Linked DNA regions of Homo sapiens: region 1 is linked to region 2. A link is an interaction called in ENCODE POLR2A ChIA-PET data of the cell type or tissue named here. Cell type or tissue: B cell. All regions are shown on one strand. Region 1 overlaps PIKFYVE (phosphoinositide kinase, FYVE-type zinc finger containing). Region 2 has its middle 43 kb from the start of CREB1.

Region 1 (5,000 bases), 830 kb after region 2:
TATGTTTTTGAGTCTGTCTTGCTAAAATTTTGTTAAAAAACCCCTGTGCCAATATTGAAAGAGAAACACTATTGAGGATTGTCTGAATAGACTTTCTACACTGTCATCTGTTGTTTTGTGATATCTGAGCTGAGCTTCTTTCTTGAAAATTCATCACTCTCGCTATCATGTGTTCTTTTGCCAGCATTCAGATTTCTGTTGAATGCAGTTTTCAGTTTGTGATTTTTTTTTTTTTTTTTTTGAGATGGAGTCTCGCTCTGTCACTCAGGTTGGAGTGCAGTGGTGCGATCTTGGCTCACTGCAATCTCTGCCTCCTAGGTTCAAGTGATTCTCCTGCCTCAGCCTCCCTTGTAGCTGGGATTACAGGCGTGTGCCAACACGCCCAGCTAATTTTTGTGTTTTTAGCAGAGATGGAGTTTCGCCATGTTGGCCAGGCTGGTCTCGAACTCCTGACCTCAGGTGATCTGCCCACCTCGGCCTCCCAAAGTGTTGGAATTACAGGCGTGAGCTACCACGCGCGGCCCAGTTTGTGATTTTAAAGGGGAAATTAACACCCTCGTTTTTAAAAATTAAAAGGAGAAGCAAAAGTTTCATTTTATTTGCTTTTCAGAAGCTGTGCTTATAATTATTGGCTTGAGAGTCTTAGTTACGTACATTTGATTTTCACAGTTCTGTTTCTGATTTTGGCTGTTGCCAATTACTGCTCTTCTTAATTCTTGCATTTCTGTATTTTTAGTGTATTTTATGTATTTGTAAGTATTTTCTTATGCATTTTATTTATATGTTTATTACATGTTCTTGCCTTTTTACACCAATAATTTATGTTGGCTAACTTAAAACATTTATAAAGACAAAGGGCAATTTCTAAATATATGAGTAGATGGTATAAAACAGGACAATGAAGTAATAACTTCTTATTTTATATTGTACTTAGAATCCTTATTTAATCGCCGAGTAGAGGAAAAATCCAAAGAGCTGCCTTTCACACCTTTGGGCTGGCATCATAACAACCTGGAGCTCCTGAGGGAGGAGAATGGGGAGAAACAAGCCATGGAGAGGTTGCTGTAAGGCAATGAAATTTTTAATTTTAATTTTTCACTTTTATTATCTTCAGTGACTTGATAAGCATATGCATCATTCCTCTTAAAAAGGGAGGTCTTTTTCTTTTTCCTTAGAAAGTAAAAAAATACTAAGGTTACTTAGGAAATACAGTCTATTTTGACTTGTGATTAAATTTCTTATAAAACCAAGAGCCCCGGCTGGGTGCAGTGGCTCACGCCTGTAATCCCAGCACTTTGGGAGGCTGAGGCGGGAGGATCACAAGCTCAGAAGGTTGAGACCAGCCTGGCCAACATGGTAAAACCCCGTCTCTACTAATAATACAAAAATTAGCCAGGCGTGGTGGCGCTGGCCTGTAATCCCAACTACTCAGAGGCTGAGACAGGAGGATTGCTTGAACTCAAGAGGCGGAGGTTGCAGTGAGCTGAGATCGCGCCACTGCACTCCAACCTAGGCAACAGAGCAAGACTTCGTCTCAGAGAAAAAAAACAAAAACAAAAGCCCCAAACTGTGCTTGTCTGTCCCCATTTTACGTGTTAAAATTTCATTTCAGTCAATTGCAGGGGACTTCTTAGTGGAAGATATTCAGATTTCATTTATATGCAAAATCCTTAAGGTACAGATATAATGAAAGAATGATATTGACCTAGAAAATCTTATCTGTGAGCCGTAATTGAAATGTTTATTTCTTTGTAGGCTGTTTGTTTTATCATCAGAATTATTGTCTCTGGCAGTATTAACTATGCAAACTTCTTTCTTATAATATTTTTGTAGTTCAGCTAATCATAACCACATGATGGCACTACTCCAGCAGTTGCTCCATAGTGACTCACTGTCATCATCTTGGAGGGACATCATCGTGTCATTGGTCTGCCAGGTTGTTCAGACAGTCCGACCTGATGTCAAGAACCAGGATGATGACATGGATATCCGTCAGTTTGTCCACATCAAAAAAGTGAGCTCTGCTAATGTTTTACTAATGCTAGGAACTGATGAGGCAGGACTGATTGTAATTTTTGTCTTAATGGTAATCTGAAAAGAGTCATTACCCTGAGGGGTGCTAGGTGAGGAGTAGGAGGTTTTGCTGTCTGCTTTGTTAGCAGCGCACTTAGGAGTCATGGAAGCCACGCATAGGAAGTGAAAGGTCAATGGAAAGGATGAGTTATATCGGAGATGAGTTGGGAACCCAAACAGAGATAGGTTCTTCCTTTCTTGCTTCCTCTTCTTGACAAGTCAGCTATGAGAAAGCCTGTTCTCACAGATTGTGATCACTGTTTGGAGGAAAAGCAGTGGGTAATTTGCTTTATTTAGATCAAGCTTGTCCCACTCGTGGCCTGTGGGCTGCATGCAGCCCAAGACTGCTTTGAATCTGGCCCAACACCAATTCATAAACTTCTTAAAACATTATGACATTTTTTGCGATTTTTTTTTTTAACTTTTTTATGTCTCTTTCTTTTTTTTTAATTATTATTATACTTTAAGTTTTAGGGTACATGTGCACAATGTGCGGGTTAGTTACATATGTATACATGTGCCATGCTGGTGTGCTGCACCCATTAACTCGTCATTTAGCATTAGGTATATCACCTAATGCTATCCCTCACCCCTCCCCCCACCCCACAACAGTCCCCAGAGTGTGATGTTCCCCTTCCTGTGTCCATGTGTTCTCATTGTTCAATTCCCATCTATGAGTGAGAACATGTGGTGTTTGGTTTTTTGTCCTTGCGATAGTTTACTGAGAATGATGATTTCCAATTTCATCCACGTCCCTACAAAGGACATGAACTCACCCTTTTTTATGGTTGCATAGCATTCCATGGTGTGTATGTGTCACATTTTCTTAATCCAGTCTATCATTATTGGACATTTGGGTTGGTTCCAAGTCTTTGCTATTGTGAATAGTGCCGCAATAAACATAATGTGTGCATGTGTCTTTATAGCAGCATGATTTATAGTCCTTTGGGTATATACCCAGTAATGGGATGGCTGGGTCAAATGGTATTTCTAGTTCTAGATCCCTGAGGAATCACCACACTGACTTCCACAATGGTTGAACTAGTTTACAGTCCCACCAACAGTGTAAAAGTGTTCCTATTTCTCCACATCCTCTCCAGCACCTGTTGTTTCCTGACTTTTTAATGATTGCCATTCTAACTGGTGTGAGATGGTATCTCATTGTGGTTTTGATTTGCATTTCTCTGATGAAAAAACCACTTTAAAGTTCGTATGGAACCAAAAAAGAGCCCGCATCGCCAAGTCAATCCTAAGCCAAAAGAACAAAGCTGGAGGCATCACGCTACCTGACTTCAAACTATACTACAAGGCTACAGTAACCAAAACAGCGTGGTACTGGTACCAAAATAGAGATATAGATCAATGGAACAGAACAGAACCCTCAGAAATAACACTGCATATCTACAACTATCCGATCTTTGACAAACCTGAGAAAAACAAGCAATGGGGAAAGGATTCCCTATTTAATAAATGGTGCTGGGAAAACTGCCTAACCATATGTAGAAAGCTGAAACTGGATTCCTTCCTTACATCTTATACAAAAATTAATTCAAGATGGATTAAAGACTTAAACGTTAGACCTAAAACCATAAAAACCCTAGAAGAAAACGTAGGCATTACCATTCAGGACATAGGCATGGGCAAGGACTTCATGTCTAAAACACCAAAAGCAACGGCAACAAAAGCCAAAATTGACAAATGGGATCTAATTAAACTAAAGAGCTTCTGCACAGCAAAAGAAACTACCATCAGAGTGAACAGGCAACCTACAAAATGGGAGAAAATTTTCGCAACCTACTCATCTGACAAAGGGCTAATATCCACAATCTACAATGAACTCAAACAAATTTACAAGAAAAAAACAACCCCATCAAAAAGTGGGCAAAGGATATGAACAGACACTTCTCAAAAGAAGACATTTATGCAGCCAAAAGACACATGAAAAAATGCTCATCATCACTGGCCATCAGAGAAATGCAAATCAAAACCACAATGCGATTTTTTTTTTAAGCTCATCAGCTGTTATTAGTGGATTTTATGTGTGGCCCAATACAATTCTTCTTCCAGTGAGGCCCAGGGAAGTCAAAAGATTGGACACCCCTGATTTAGATAGTAATGGAGTCCTGTGTGTGCTTTTTCCCTATGATATTTAACTTAAACAATAGTGTTAACTGCCACATGGCACTAGTTTATTCAGTCAGTGAGTACTTTAGAGTCCTAGGGTAGTACATTAGAGAACAGGGGATGGGAAAACAGAGTCATGCAGAGATGCCATTGATCGTTGGTTGAAAGGAAGTATTATTTCCTGAAATTTTTTGTTCTTATTTGATTACATAATAGTTTAAAAAAAATGGAAAGAAATAATAGCGTACATCTAACTAGATTCTAAGCATGTTATCATTGAATTTTATTGTTTTCTTAATTGTTCCATTAGATCCCAGGTGGAAAGAAGTTTGATTCTGTGGTTGTCAATGGCTTTGTTTGTACCAAGAACATTGCACATAAAAAGGTAATGTGATTCAGTTCAGCAGTGAAGTTCAGCAAACCATGGCTGTGTGCTTAGGTAACAAGTTGGGGCACCTTAGTTATGGAAGAAATGGACAATGGACAATGAAAGGCAGCTGTGTCTGCCATAGGGGTGAAATTTGGTTGGTTCAGGGAAGATTTCCCAGAGCTGAGGATGAATGGATTGGAATTTGAATAATGGGAATTCACCAGACAGAAGGAGGAAGGGGAGAGGATCAGGCTTCTAGATTAACAGAATGATAAGATACTGGCATTATTTATCTCCTGATCCTGTTACGTCTTAGGGAGACAGGGTTTCTCTAGTAGGCTGGAGTCCTTCCAGAGGCTTAGCATTCTAAAACTGATAGCTCTTCTAGTGCTCGGCTACAGAACTGTCAGTCTTCTTCTGTTATCCTTCTCAC
Region 2 (5,000 bases):
TTCTCTACTCCGTTAATAGCCACTGACAGAATATAGCCAGGCATTAAAAAACAAGCATGACAACTAGGTAGGAGCATAGAGAATAAGAAGATAAAAAGCATATGTGCCTATAATCTATAGCTATTGAAATATATCATTGTAACAAGAGCTGAAAAGGAATGCCCAATGATAAGCAGTCTTTTTAAATATGTTATTATTGTTTTAAAAAAAACTTATAATATAATTCAAAGGTACTTTTAATGAGCTGGACCTATGTTTCAATGAATATCAGAACCAACGGTTAATGGAGGCTCTTAGAGAATGCTTGAAATTCTTAACTCTCCTTTTGCTTTTTATTTTTAGTCTTTGCCTTCTTTGCCAAATCCCCAAGCTGAGTGCTCACTTCAGACGCTGAGAAGAATGGAAGTGGGGGAGGAGAGCTAACACTTGTTGAGATTGGTAGGGAGGGACAACTAATGTTGCTTCCATCTTGTGTAAAATGTATATAAACACATCTTCAAATCTTTCTTTCCAACCAAACCCTCAGCCCCACCTAGAAGGAAATTACGGAGTCACCAGTAACTGAGTGTCTACTGTGTGGCAGGCTCCAGGAGGCTCCGTGGCACAGTGGCTTTTTCAACAGTGGAACAGAAGAGGTAAGTCAGGTTAGAAACCACGTAGCAGTAAATGAGGAAGTAAAAGAAGTCTTAGCAGAAAATCAGTGAGGGATGACTCCAAAGCAGATTGAGAATCAAGAGTTATTTCAACTTGGCCAGGTGGGGTGGTTCACACCTATAATCCCAGCACTTTTGGAGGCTGAGGCAGGCAGATCACTTGAGGTCAGGAGTTCAAGACCAGCCTGGGAAACATAGTGAAACCCCATCTCTACAAAAAATACAAAAATTATCTGGGCATGGTGGCATGCGCCTGTAATCCTAGCTACTCAGGAGGCTGAGTCACAGGAATGCTTGAACCCTGGAGACGAACGTTGCAGTGAGCTGAGATCACCTGGGTGACAGAGCAAGACTCTGTCTCAAAAAAAAAATAAAAATAAATAAAATAAAAAATAAAAGTTATTCCAACTCAGGGATTTGTGCTGGCAGATTTGGCCCCTCCCGTATCTCTGTATCTCCTGATCCCGAATTCCACTACCATTCACCTACCCCAGACCTATCCTATTGGAGAGGGTTTCTACCCCAGCCAACCTCGATTGGTTCAGGAATATGAGAATCTCCTATCCCAATACGTGGCTGGAAAGGAAGGTAGAGGAAGGATAAGGCCAGGTCTGCCAGAGAGAGGAACTTCCTGGCTCTCTAAGTCAGAACAAATTTCCCAGTCAACTACCTCTCAACCCTGCTGATCTCTTACCATTGGTTAGGCAGGTTGTAAAGTTAATGGGTTTCTGTGAGCTGGATAGATGGGCCTAGTCTAGGCACTTAGGCAATGTGCTTAACTGCTGCTGTGGGAAAATCCATGGTAAGCACCCTGCAATCAATCACCAATGAACAATTGAAACCCAGTTCCTCATAACCAGGCACTGTCCATATAGCCAACATGAGCAAAGGGTTGGGGGTCATTGTCCAAAGGCTTTATGCAGAGAGTTTTAATTTTTTTTGTCAGTGTCATTTTTATTGGACTTTTTTTCTTGCCTTATTCTTTTGCCCAGCTTAAGCAGCACTTTAGGTTTTTCTAATTCAAATTTTTAAAGTAGATAAATAAAACATTACAAATATAGTTAAGGCCTTCCAAGACCCCTCCCTGATTTCATTATCTCATTCTTCATGGGTAACCATTGTCCTTAATGTGGTGTTTCTCATTCCATGCATGACTATATACTTTCACTACATATGTATGTGCTCATTAACAACATGTATTTTTGCTTTGCATGTTTTCAAACTTTACATAAATGGTACACTGGCCAGGCACAGTGGCTCATGCCTATAATCTCAGTACTTTGGGAGGCCGAGGTGAGAGGATCACTTGAGGCCAGGAGTTCAAGGCTAGCCTGGTCAACATGGTGAAAACCCGTCTCTACTAAAAATACAAAAATTAGCCGGGCGTGGTGGTACACACCTGTAGTCCCAGCTACTTGGGAGGCTGAAGCAAAAGAATTGCTTGAACCTGGGAGGAGGAGGTTGCGGTGAGCCGAGATCATATCACTGCACTCCAGCCTGGGTGACAGAGTGAAACTCTGTCTCAAGAATAACAATAATAATAATAATAATTTTTAAAAAATAAAATAAATGGTACACAGAACTTGAATCTCTTACTGTTTGCTCACCACTGTTTTTGAGATGCATTCATGTTTACATGGCTGTAGTTAATTCATTTTTAGTTGCAGCATTCTATTATGTGAATTATATGTTTCTATTCATTGGTATTCTATTACTATTACCACTCATTATAGTCTTCAATTGTGGTCATCAATTACGTAACTATATCATAATTTGTTTCTTAATTCTCCTAAGGAACAGAATAAGTGGATGATAGAATATGAGCATTTTTAACTCTAAAGAGAAATTTAGTAACAATTAATAATCAAACCAATTTATACCATTTATACTCCTACTAACAGAGGTTGAGAGCTCCAGTGTTTCATCATCTCAGAAACACTTTTCACATCTTTGTCAAACTTTTCCATTTTTGCCCATGTGATGGAGGTAATATTTAATCTCATTTTTATCATGGTCTATATACACAGATTGAAAACATTTTCTTTTTTTTTTTTTTTTTTTTTTTTTTTGAGACGGAGTCTTGCTCTGTCACCCAGGCTGGAGTGCAGAGGCGCGATCTCGGCTCACTGCAAGCTCCGCCTCCCGGGTTCACGCCATTCTCCTGCCTCAGCCTCCAGAGTAGCTGGGACTATAGGCGCCCGCCACCACGCCCGGCTAATTTTTTGTATTTTTAGTAGAGATAGGGTTTCACCGTGTTAGCCAGGATAGTCTCGATCTCCTGACCTTGTGATCCGCCCACCTCGGTCTCCCAAAGTGCTGGGATTACAGGCGTGAGCCACCACGCCCGGCAAAAACATTTTTGCAAAAAGATCTTATAGGTCAGTGGTTCTCAAAATGTGTTCTGGGGACCTCTGAGATCTATACAGGTAGTCACTGAGGTCAAAACTATTTCATAATAATACCAAGATGTCATTTGCCTTTTTAACTCTCATTCTTTTACAAGTGTACGGTGGAGTATTCCAGAGGCTATCTGACTTGTGACATGTGATACTGCAACAGACTGAGTAGAGATGCAGATATGAGGATCCAGCTATCTTTTTATTAAGCCAGACACTGAGGAGATTTGCAAAAATGTAAAGCAATGCCACCAGAATTATTTTTGTTTTGGAAGAATTAACTATGTTTTATTTTTAAATCATGTTAACTATAATGGGTCTATTATTGTTCTTATAAGAATAAATACTTTTAATGTTTCAGTTTTAATTTCTTATGTGGTAAATATTACTAGATATACATATAAGCAAGAGCTCTTTGGGGTCCTCAATAATATTTTAAGAGTATAAAGGAGACCTTATGAGGCCAAAAAGTTGGAAAATTGCTGTTACAGGTCATACCCTTTTCTCATCATTCCTACTCAAATGAATGCCAGCTGACACTTAGAGGGTGCTGTGTGCAGATGGGGCATTGTGCTAAGTGCTCAAGGGTCACTTTTCCTTTAACCCTTATGATACTCTTGTAAGCAGGTGCTGTGATCAGCTGCACTTGAAGGACAGTAAGCTGAGGCTTGGGGCAGCTGGATAGAGTGCCGGGGACACACAGCCAGCAAGGGAAGCCATTCCAGCTACTGTCCTCCCATCCTCTCCAGTTTTCTTCTCTTAGTCATTCTCTGAGTCAGCCAGCTTGAAGCCATCTACGCTTCTTTGACTCATCCCTCTCCTTTTTTCTTGAAATGATCTACATTCCCTTCTGAAAGCAGCAGAGGGACTCAAGGTTTGGACGCTGGGTTCCTGGAGCTGCAGCCGCCAGTAAGTGTGGCGAGGTCCCAGGCTTCCAGGCAATAGAGCAGGGAGCCAAGGGGGATGTGCAAGAGGAAACCCAGGAAACAGACCCTCCAAAAGGGCAAAACAAAGGGGGAAAACATATTTGGTAGTCAGGTTCTAGAAGGAACGATTGCTGAGGCCCTGGAAAGGTAGATCCCTTTCTTCCGGGATCAGGCCCACGAGACGGGCGGAAATATTAATCATACTCCTCAATCTCTATTCCCACTCACTTACTTCATTCGGCAAATACAATGGTGTGATAAGTGGGCAGTGATGGGGTAATAATAACAATAACATTTATTGGGCACTTACTATGGGAAAGTGACTATTTTAAATACTTCGTGGATATTAACTCATTTAATCCTCATCTGAATCCAGTGAAGTAAGTACTTGTCTTACACGTGGAAAAACTGAGGCACAGAAAAGAAACATCAGAGTGTAAGGGAGTGAGCAGGAGAGGCCCTTAACTTGCCCCTGGGGGAAAAGGTGATGAAGAAAAGCTTCTCAGATATGGCACATGTATTCGTTTCCTATCGGTGCTGTAGCAAATTACCAGAAACTTAGTTATTTATTACATTTTTTCATAGGTGGTTTTCAATGGCCTACAGAAACTTAGTTATTTAAAACAACATTTATTGTTACAGATTTATTATCTGACAGCTCTGGAGGTCAGAAGTCTGAAGTGGACTTCACTGGGCCAAAATCAAGGTTGTTGGCAGGGCCGTGCTTTCTCTGGAAACTCTAGAGGACAATCTGTGTCCTTGCTTTTCTGGTTTCTAGAGATTACCTACATTCTTTTGGTTCATGACTCCTTCCTCTAGCTTCAAAGCCAGTAGCATAGCATTGCCTCTCTCACTTTGTTTTTTTGTTTTTGAGACAGGGTCTCACTCTGTCACTTAGGCCAGAATGCAGTGGCACAATCTTGACTCACTGCAACCTCCAACCCCCAGGCTCAAGCAACACTCCCATCTCAGCCTCCCGAGAGGCTGGGACTACAGGCGCCACTACTGGTACTTTTTGTATTTTT

What was found. ChIA-PET counts read pairs that join two places held together with the same protein. Peaks named below come from ENCODE experiments on the same cell type or tissue, not always from the same donor. Only the 100,000 strongest peaks of a DNase experiment are listed, where the experiment ranks them.
Region 1: POLR2A ChIA-PET joins it to region 2 with 5 read pairs; 1 of 35 experiments calls an interaction of 5 or more read pairs at or near these places.

Annotation. Positions count from the first base shown.
Region 1 is chr2:208,313,360-208,318,359 of GRCh38, forward strand. PIKFYVE (phosphoinositide kinase, FYVE-type zinc finger containing) reads left to right here. Exons shown (of 42, transcript NM_015040.4): 14 at 935-1,064; 15 at 1,834-2,014; 16 at 4,508-4,582. Among named protein-coding and RNA genes, the nearest start is that of PIKFYVE, 50 kb to the left of the region's middle. In B cell, a CTCF peak has its summit at 1,849 (motif pointing right); a DNase peak (open chromatin) is centred at 2,112; H3K4me3 peaks cover 2,461 bases; H3K27ac peaks cover 4,233 bases.
Region 2 is chr2:207,484,252-207,489,251 of GRCh38, forward strand. No RefSeq gene overlaps it. Among named protein-coding and RNA genes, the nearest start is that of CREB1, 43 kb to the right of the region's middle. RefSeq lists an enhancer at 448-517 and a silencer at 748-797. In B cell, no CTCF peak of the experiment used is centred here; a DNase peak (open chromatin) is centred at 660; H3K27ac peaks cover 1,193 bases.